3 separate regions of the Homo sapiens genome follow, and all the other regions are linked to region 3. A link is a contact called in ENCODE Hi-C or POLR2A ChIA-PET data. All regions are on one chromosome and are shown on one strand. Each heading gives the region's core, a stretch centred on a gene start or an enhancer-like site at or near the end of the contact. The rest is flanking DNA. Distances are from core to core; before and after follow the strand shown.

Region 1 (2,940 bases), core at 252-2,751, 520 kb before region 3:
AGCCCCATATGTGTGAATTCTGCAACTAGCCAAGGCTAGTTCCTTTCAATTCCATTTAAAAAACAAAAACCAGCAGGTGTGGTGGCTCATGGCGTAATGGGCCTGCCCAATGCTTTGGGAGGCCAAGGCAGGTAGATCGCTTGAGCCCAGGAGTTTGAGACAAGCCCTGGCAACATAGTGAGATCCCATTTCTACAAAAAAAAAAAAAAAAAAATTAGCCGGGTGTGGTGGCACACGCCTGTAGTCTCAGCTACTCAGGTGGCTGAGGTGGGAGGATCGTTTGAGCCCTGGAGGTTGAGGCTGCAGTGAGCTGTGATCGCACCACTGCACTCTGGCCTGGGCGACAGAGTGAGACACTGTCTGAGAACAAAAAACGACTGAAAAAAAAAATCACCTTAGCTTTTTCTCTTAGAATCTTCTCTAAAACGTATTCTTTGTGGCATTCTGAAATAGGATTCATGATGATGCCTGTTGATCTTAGGGACACTACCTCACCTGCCAGTATCTTTGGGGCTGTGTCCTTCAAGGACATGTCCCCAGACTGCTGTGCAGTGTCATTTTTTGTGTTTGGTTTGGTGGTGGCTTCTTCCCCCTTGCTAGGCTATCAACCTCTTATCACCACTTGTTGGTGTCAGAACTAACTGCTTCTGGTCTGGAGAGGGACTGACCGATGCCTTTGGGTAGAGAGAATTATGAAAGAAATTTTGGTATTTTTCTACTTTATATTTTCTGAGGTTTCTGTAATAAGCATATTTCACTTTTCCAATAAGAAAAAAAAAAACTTGGCCTGGCGCGGTGGCTCACACCTGTAATCCCAGCACTTTGGGAAGTCGAGGTGGGAGGATCACTTGAGTTCAGGAGTTCGAGACCAGCTTGGGCAATATGGTGAAACCCCGTCTCTACTAAAAATACAAAAATTAGCCAGGCGTGGTGGCGTGCACTTGTAGTCCCAGCTACTCAGGAAGCTGAGGCGGGAGAATCACTTGAACCCGGGAGGCAGAGGTTGCAGTGAGCTGAGATCACTCCTCTGCTTCAGCCTGGGCAATTGAGCCAGACTCTGTCTCAAAAATAAACAAAAAAACTTGACAAAAAAATGCTACTGTCCTCGTGTACCTATTCTGATCCTCAACTGCACCGTGAGAAAGCATGCATTTCAATGTCTCCCTAACAGGCTGTGACCCAACATGCTGGTCTTTGCGGCCGGACCTGCAGTGGCCTGGCACTCGAGAGGTGCCAGGTTCATCTTTGCTGATGGATTCAGAGTTGCTTGTCAGAGGCTGACTGAGAACTGGGGAGAGGTGGTGCATACGAGGTTGCTGGGCCCCTGGGGAGGCATCCAGCCATGCTGCCACCACCGGCTGAATCAAGCTGATTCTAAGGCCGGTGGTCCGAGGGTCATTTTTGGACCTCCCGCCCTGCCTAGGCTCCCTTCACCTGTTTCCAAGGGGCTGGGGCGTCCAGCAGCAGGCTCCCCCTGCTGGCCATCCGGGGCCAGAGCGTGAGGTCAGTCTGGGGCTTGGGGCGTACCTTGCCGGCCCCTGGCAGTCCCAGCCGCACCCTGAGCTGCACTGTCCGCAGGAAGCGCCTGAGCTCAGCCGGCCGGAGCTGGGTGAGGATGGCTCGCTGGACACCGCCGCGCACCGCCGACTGCACCGAGGCCTCTAGGACCCTGCGGGAGAGGAAGGAGTCTGCAGCCAGGGCCATAAAGGCCAGGACTCTCTGCAGGGAGCCCCCCCAGTGCCCTGCGGGAGGGGGCCTTCCGGGCCCAGCCCCAGGCTGGGGCCCACCCACCTCCCACACTCCCTTTTCTGGAGGGAGAATCTGGGTAAACAGGATGGAGAGCGACCTGGAAGGAGAAAATCACAGACGGGGACAAGCATCCTGTTTAGGGGCAGAGAGGGGACAGTCCTGCCAGTGCCACTTTGCCTCCCCTTCCCTGGCAAGAGCGCGTTTATGGCGCTTGCTGAGTGGCTGGCTGTGCTGGTGACTGCAAGGCATGACCATTAGAGACTTCCCCAAGGAGGGGACACACAGCAAGAGGCGGTGTCAGGATGTGGCCCAGGACTAGATGGCCAGGGCGGCCTCTCCCTGTCACCCCCAACCACCCTCTTGAGCCTTTGCCCTGCCACCCAGCCATGAATTACGCTCTACCCCTGCCAAAAACAGGCTTGAGGCCTGAGCTGGAAGCACAGAGTGGGGCTGCACTTAGACCACAGCACTCACCAGGCTCGCGGCTTCCAGGAAGCATGGGCTCGGCTGACCTGGCCCCGACAGGACTCATGCACCCACAGAGCCCAGCACCAAGTCCAGCACTGGGCTGCCTGGGCCCCAGCGCTCTCTCCTGCCTGCTGCTGGGCCTCATGGTGCATGCCCGGGGCCACTGGCCATGCTGGGAAGGCCTGTGGGGCCCGGGCCTTCTTCTGCTGCCCATCTTCCTGGCCTTGCTGCCCGCAGCTTCTCCAGCGGGCAAGGGAGGCCTGGGCCACACGCTGCTCCTGTGCCCCGGCTGCCACTTCCTGGGCTTCCCGCCATGTGGCAAACACGGCCCCCAGTGCTCTTCTCCTCAGGCCATCCTGAAAGGCTTGATGCTGGGCCCGGAGCACCCCCGTGTCTCTTACAACCTCACACCAGGCCTGGAAGTAGCTGCAAAACAGACACATTGGGCCAGGTGTGGTGGCTCATGCTTGTAATCCCAGCACTTTGGGAAGCCAAGGTGAGTGGATCACCTGAAGTCAGTTTGAGACCAGCCTGACCAACGTGGTGAAACCCCGTCTCTATTAAAAATACAAAAATTAGCCAGGCCTGGTAGTGGGCACCTGTAATCCCAGCTACTTGGGAGTCTGAGGCAGAAGAATTGCCTGAACCCAGGAGGCAGAGGTTGCAGTAAGCCGAGATCGCGCAAGTGCACTCCAGCCTGGGTGACAAGAGTGAAACTCCATC
Region 2 (2,700 bases), core at 70-2,569, 750 kb after region 3:
TGGTCTGAGAGCTCTAGTCCTTAAAAATTTAGACTTGGGCCAGGCACGGTGGCTCACGTCTGTAATCTCAGCACTTTGGGAGGCCGAGGAGGGCAGATCACGAGGTCAGGAGGTCGAGACCATCCTGGCTAACATGGTGAAACCCTGTCTCTACTAAAAATACCAAAATTAGCCGAGCGTGGGGGCAGGCGCCTGTAGTCCCAGTTATTCGGGAAGCTGAGGCAGGAGAATGGCGTAAACCCGGGAGGCGGAGCGTGCAGTGAGCCAAGATTATGCCACTGCACTCCAGCCTGGGTGACAGAGCAAGACTCCGTCTCAAAAAATATATATATTTAGACTCAACACCCCACCTAAGCCATAAGACTGAGCAGAAATTCTAGTATGTGACACCTCTGGAGAGAAACAGGTTAACACAATCAAGCCTCTCTTCTGGCAATACACGTGTTGATGAGGTCCTGCAGTCCACAGAAGACTTGGAAGTCAAAGAGGTCACAGGTCCCAGAGACCACAGAAGTCAGAGGTCCCACGGGCCACAGAGGTCAGAGATCTCACAGGCCACAGAAGTCAGAGGTCTCACAGTCCATGGAATTCAGAGGTCCCTGGGTCCACAGAAGTCACAGTCCCACGGTCTATGGAAGTCAGAGGCCCCACAATCCACAGAAGTCATAAATTCTAGAGTCCACAGAAGTCAGGAGTCCATAGTCCACAGATGTCAGGGGTCCCTCCATCTCTAGAAGTTATAGGTCCTACAGTTCATGGCAGACTTTCCTAGGAAAATTTAAACTCTGATGTGCATGGTCATTTCCATTTCTAAACCCTACACAAAAATCTGAGGGGAGACACGCTCAATCAGATAGCATTAAAGCTGGAAAGAACGCACCATGATGTTAGCAAAAACCACTTCAACTACTCATGCCATTAGAGTCATCAAAGGGGGGAGGCAGGAAGGAAGGGAGGGACAGAGAAAGAGACAGTAATGAAAGAGAAAATAAGTCTGAAAAGAAAGGAGAAAATAGAAATATAAAAGATTAGAAAAAACAGGAGATAACAAAATAAAAAAGACAAAAACCTCACTTTGGCATTTACAGTTTAAAGCTGTCAGGGCATTTTATGAAATGACAGTTGCAATAAAACAAATAGAATGGTGAGTCATCTGGGTTCCAACTTCTGAGTCAAAAGGGGCTGTTTCTAGACAAACCAGCAGCTCTGCTGCCTGCACATTTAACGATGCCTATCGGTGCACCACAGCTACGGAACAGGATGTGGAGAACGAGGAGGTGGGAGTGAGCATTGTCTTTACTGGTCCCAGTGTCATTGCAAATAAAGACTGTCAAGATTTAAACCATAATAATGGAAAGGCTATAAAGGTCTCAGTTATAATGTTTCCTCTGATGTTCCCTTTCATAAAATGGCCTCTTTATGTTGCTTGCGTAGCAGTCATCCACTGAACATCGGCATATGTGTGGCCCAGTGGGAATGTTGCACCCTAAGTTCCTAGCAGGACGCCAGGCAGCAACTGTGCAATCCAACTCCTTGGCTCATCATCTCCATCGCACATAAGTGAGCACACACACTCACTCATTCCACAAATATGTATGAGTGCCTATTTTCTGCCAGGAGCTGAGCAATACGGTATATGCCCAACCCATACAGGGCTTAGCAAAGTGCCTAGGTGCCAAACAGCCAGGAAACACACATGCAAAATATATACGGCCATACAACACAGGGACTCCTTTCCTACTTTGGCACCTAAAAGTCTTACATAAGTGCCTGGCAGCCTAGCAGGAAATGGGACTTTTCCTTCTCCATGCCAGAGCAAAGTAGATAAGCTGGAACACAAATCAGATAAATGCTCAAAAAGGGGGCTTAATATGGTGCCCACAAAGACTTGCCTTTACTTGGACACACCAGACAAAAATGCACAGAAACCTGCTGTTTCAACAGAATTATTTATCTGCAGCCTGCCATCTAACCATTCTAGGCACCAGGGAACCTCAAAGGAAAATACAAACAAAACCTCTGCAAATTAATACTTTGTAGACATGCCAAGGAGGCATGAACTAAGAAAGACACCAGCAGCACGTGTAGGGATGAAATGAGGCTGAAACCTGTAAACCAGGGAGCCGTGTGATGCAATTAGAGATGCCAAAGTCCAAAATTAGGAAAGGATCGATCTAGTCAAGCCCAACTTGGTGGCAGGTAGAGAATAACTCACATTTCTAGGTGGGCAGCCTGTGCCAACCACAAACCATCCCTGGGCTGCCTTCCCTGCTGATCTATAATTGGTGGGTCAGTGATGGAGCTACCAATTATCTTGAGGCCCCCTGTATTTAGTTCACAGACAAAGGGAAGCAGGAGAGACCAGTTAGTAATGAGTAAGTAATGGCCACGAAAATACATTGTATTATACAAAGCTGCTTCGGCAGGAAAAGCCATTTGGAAAATAAAGCGTAAAAGAATAAAATAAGCTGGAGAAACTCAATTTTCTCCTCCCTTCCTCCCAAAGCCACACTTAGGATAAAATGAGGTTTGTGCAGGTTAATCCTTAAGAGGTAAGAAAAAAATGATTAAATACATTTAAAAAATCAATTGTACATTAAACCAAATCCAGGAACTGCAAAAACAAACACGGCAGCGTTCCTCCAGCCGGCATTAGCTCTGCCAGTCTGGTCAGTAGGGGATACCCCCACCTGATGGAGC
Region 3 (2,911 bases), core at 260-2,759:
AGCTGGAGCGCAGTGGCGCGATCTCGGCTCACTGCAACCTCCGCCTGCTGGCTTCAAGGGATTTTCCTATCTCAGCCTCCTGAGTAGCTGGCATTACAGGCACCTGCCACCACGCCTACCTTTTTTTTTTTTTTTTTGTATTTTTAGTAAAGACGGGGTTTCACTATGTTGGTCAAGCTGGTCTCAAACTCCTGACCTCATGATCCGCCCGCCTCGGCCTCCCAAAGTGCTGGGATTACAGGTGTGAGCCACCGCGCCCAAACGAATGCATCATATTTTATTGGACTCCTACTTTGAAATATTTAGGAATTTTCAGTGTTTACTATGACAAATAGCACTGTGATTAAAAAAAAATGTAGTCAAATCCACTTTTGCTGTTGATTTTTTTTTTTTTAATCTGTAGAGACATCGTCTCGCTATGTTGCCCAGGCTGGTCTGGAACTCCTGGCCTCAAGCGATCCTCCTGCTTTGGCCTCCCAAAGTGCGTGGGCCACCGTGACCAGCAGTTATTTATTTTCTTTGGTTGTGTGTGTGTGTGTGTGTGTGTGTGTGTGTGTGTGTGTGTATGTATGTATTGAGACGGAGCTTGCTCTGTTGCCCAGGCTAGAGTGCAGTGGCACGATCTCGGTGCATGCAACCTTCACCTCCCGGGTTCAGGCGATACTCGTGCCTCAGCCTCCCGAGTATCTGGGATTACAGGCGTGAGCCACCATGCCCAGCTAATTTTTGTATTTTCAGTAGAGACGGGGGGTGCGGGTGGGGGAATTTCACCATGTTGACCAGGCTGGTCTCGACTCCTGACCTACGGTGATCCGCCTGCCTCGGTCTCCCAAAGTGCTGGAATTATGGGCGTGAGCCACCGCGCCGGGCCAGCTATTGATTTTTTGAAAGGATTTTTAAAAAATAATGTTGCTTTGAAAATTTTTATTTATGACTAGCTCTTTTGGTTAAAACTTGGCTATGGTTTCTCTGGAGTGATCCTGAGTTGGATAATTTTGGGAAAGTTAGAGAATCTAATTAAAAACATTTTCAAATGCTTATTAATTGTAACAAAAGAGATATCACAGGATCCATAAAGAGCGCTAGCCCGAAACGTCTTTTGATGCAGTAATTCCTGGGCACCGGCATCGCTCACATTCTCCTCTCAGAATTACACCGGGAGGGGTCGCGAACCTCTGCTAGCCGCTCTCGCTGCGATCCGGAGATACCCAGACACCGGACTCCTTGAGTTCACAGCCCGGATGCAGAAGGGAATCCTAGCAGCGCCGTACCGGATGTGTGAGTGGAAGTGACTGAGGTGAACTCACGACCGATTGGTTCTCCCGAGTGGACCCAAGCCTGTTTTCACCTGCCACTGGCCGCGTGGTTTGTCTATTTGAACAGTCCCCGCCCCCTGGAGAAGCCGGGTCCTGAAGCTTCTCTTCTTCATTACTATTGGCCTGTTTTTCAGTCCATCTTCTCCCTATACCTGTCGATTGGTCCTCAGGGCTGGGAACCCTCCTTCCCTCGCTCCCGGCTTAGAGGACAGCGGGGAAGGCGGGCGGTGGGGCAGGGGGCCTGAAGCGGCGGTACCGGTGCTGGCGGCGGCAGCTGAGGCCTTGGCCGAAGCCGCGCGGTGAGTCTAGGGCCTGGCACGACCCCTCTAGGGCGGCGTAATGTCCAGACCCACGGCCAGCCTGCCCGTGGGGGGGCCAGGGGAAGCCGCCCGTCTGGGACGTGGGGTCCCCACATTGCCGGCCCCACGACCTGGGCACCGTCTGAGGCCTTGACTCCCACCCCTCGAGGCAACGCCCACCTCCCCGGGACCCCCAAGAGACCCCTGGACCCTTCGGCCCGCGGTACGTCCGCCCGAAGGCCGGCCCATCAGCTCTGGTATTGCCCTTTGGGTCTTTTGCCTGTCACAGCCACCCTTTCTTTTGAGCCACGTATAAAAATTGTGTATCTCTGCCCCAGGGAACACTAGCGTCCGTGTCAGCCCCTTGTCCTCCACTGTGGACACCTCTCAGAGATCCAGTCCCCGAAACTGAGCTTGGTTACATCGTTGGGGTACATCTTCTCTCCCTCTCCCCCAGCCCCATCCCTGTTTCCCCCATCCAATCTTAACTTCCTTAAGCCCTATCAACACCATTAGGATATTTGACTTCAGATATCCTAAGTTTAATTGAATTCAGTCTGGAGCAGATGGCCTGTGGGCCTCAGATCATATAAAGATACACTGGTTCTTTCCTGAGAATAGAAATCCCTTGCCAGCCACCTTCCCCCCTTTCGGACGCACACACATACACACAAACTGGAGTAGTTTTCTTAGCAGGGATTCTTAAGTTTCTTCTCCCCTAAAGGATGACATTTCTTTCTGCAGTCTTCTTCTTGGCAGTGGAGTATTTGAAAGCTTTACAAAACCAATTATTCCCAGGTTTTTCCTCTGTGCCTTACAAATTCTTTCAAAAATAAGAATTTTGAGAAATTGGTTTTGTAGCATAAGCTGAACATACTTGGGATAGGTGTATGTTACACCCATGGCAGTGTGGGCATAATTGAGGAATGAGGGAATGAGCTCAGGAACTAATTGGTGTTTTTTGTTTTGTTTTGAGACGGAGTTTCGCTCTGTCGCCCAGGCTGGAGTGCAGTGGCTCGATCTCTGCTCACTGCAAGCTCCGCCTCCCGGGTTCCCGCCATTCTCCTGCCTCAGCCTCCCGAGTAGCTGGGACTACAGGCGCCCGCCACCATACGGCTAATTTTTTTTTTTTTTTGTATTTTTAGTAGAGGCGGGATTTCACCGTGTTGGCCAGGATGGTCTCGATTTCCTGACCTCGTGATCCGCCCGCCTCGGCCTCCCAAACCCGGCCAGGAACTAATTACTTTCTTTTAGCTTACATTTGAAGAGCTAGTCCCCTGTAGAACTGCGTTGTTC

Evidence for each region. A loop is a pair of places that touch in the nucleus more often than their neighbours do. ChIA-PET counts read pairs that join two places held with the same protein, here RNA polymerase II (POLR2A). Pooled maps may share reads with other maps.
Region 1: a pooled map shows a loop between it and region 3 (2.7-fold over the local background). The contact joins the enhancer-like site here to the promoter of MTOR in region 3. A Hi-C loop is called at or near these places in 1 of 50 pooled maps. POLR2A ChIA-PET finds 5 or more read pairs at or near these places in 4 of 52 experiments (BJ, GM10248, HCT116 and 1 more).
Region 2: a pooled map shows a loop between it and region 3 (5-fold over the local background). The contact joins the enhancer-like site here to the promoter of MTOR in region 3. A Hi-C loop is called at or near these places in 1 of 37 single-sample maps with no recorded cell type and 7 of 50 pooled maps. POLR2A ChIA-PET finds 5 or more read pairs at or near these places in 1 of 52 experiments (activated CD8-positive, alpha-beta memory T cell).

The regions. Positions count from the first base shown.
Region 1 is chr1:11,783,877-11,786,816 of GRCh38, reverse strand. It overlaps C1orf167 (chromosome 1 open reading frame 167), which reads right to left. Exons shown (of 21, transcript NM_001010881.2): 15 at 2,224-2,643; 16 at 1,528-1,669. MTHFR (methylenetetrahydrofolate reductase) reads left to right here. Exons shown (of 12, transcript NM_005957.5): 12 at 1-1,094. Among named protein-coding and RNA genes, the nearest start is that of C1orf167-AS1, 5.7 kb to the right of the region's middle. Within about 2 kb of position 1,501, at least 22 of the 41 ENCODE cell types and tissues checked have a DNase peak (open chromatin) inside an H3K27ac peak, as active enhancers do.
Region 2 is chr1:10,509,595-10,512,294 of GRCh38, reverse strand. All of the region lies in intron 2 of PEX14 (peroxisomal biogenesis factor 14), which reads right to left. Among named protein-coding and RNA genes, the nearest start is that of PEX14, 36 kb to the right of the region's middle. Within about 2 kb of position 1,319, at least 19 of the 41 ENCODE cell types and tissues checked have a DNase peak (open chromatin) inside an H3K27ac peak, as active enhancers do.
Region 3 is chr1:11,261,149-11,264,059 of GRCh38, reverse strand. It overlaps MTOR (mechanistic target of rapamycin kinase), which reads left to right and starts at 1,509. Exons shown (of 58, transcript NM_004958.4): 1 at 1,509-1,615. RefSeq lists an enhancer at 1,162-1,321 and a silencer at 1,742-1,791.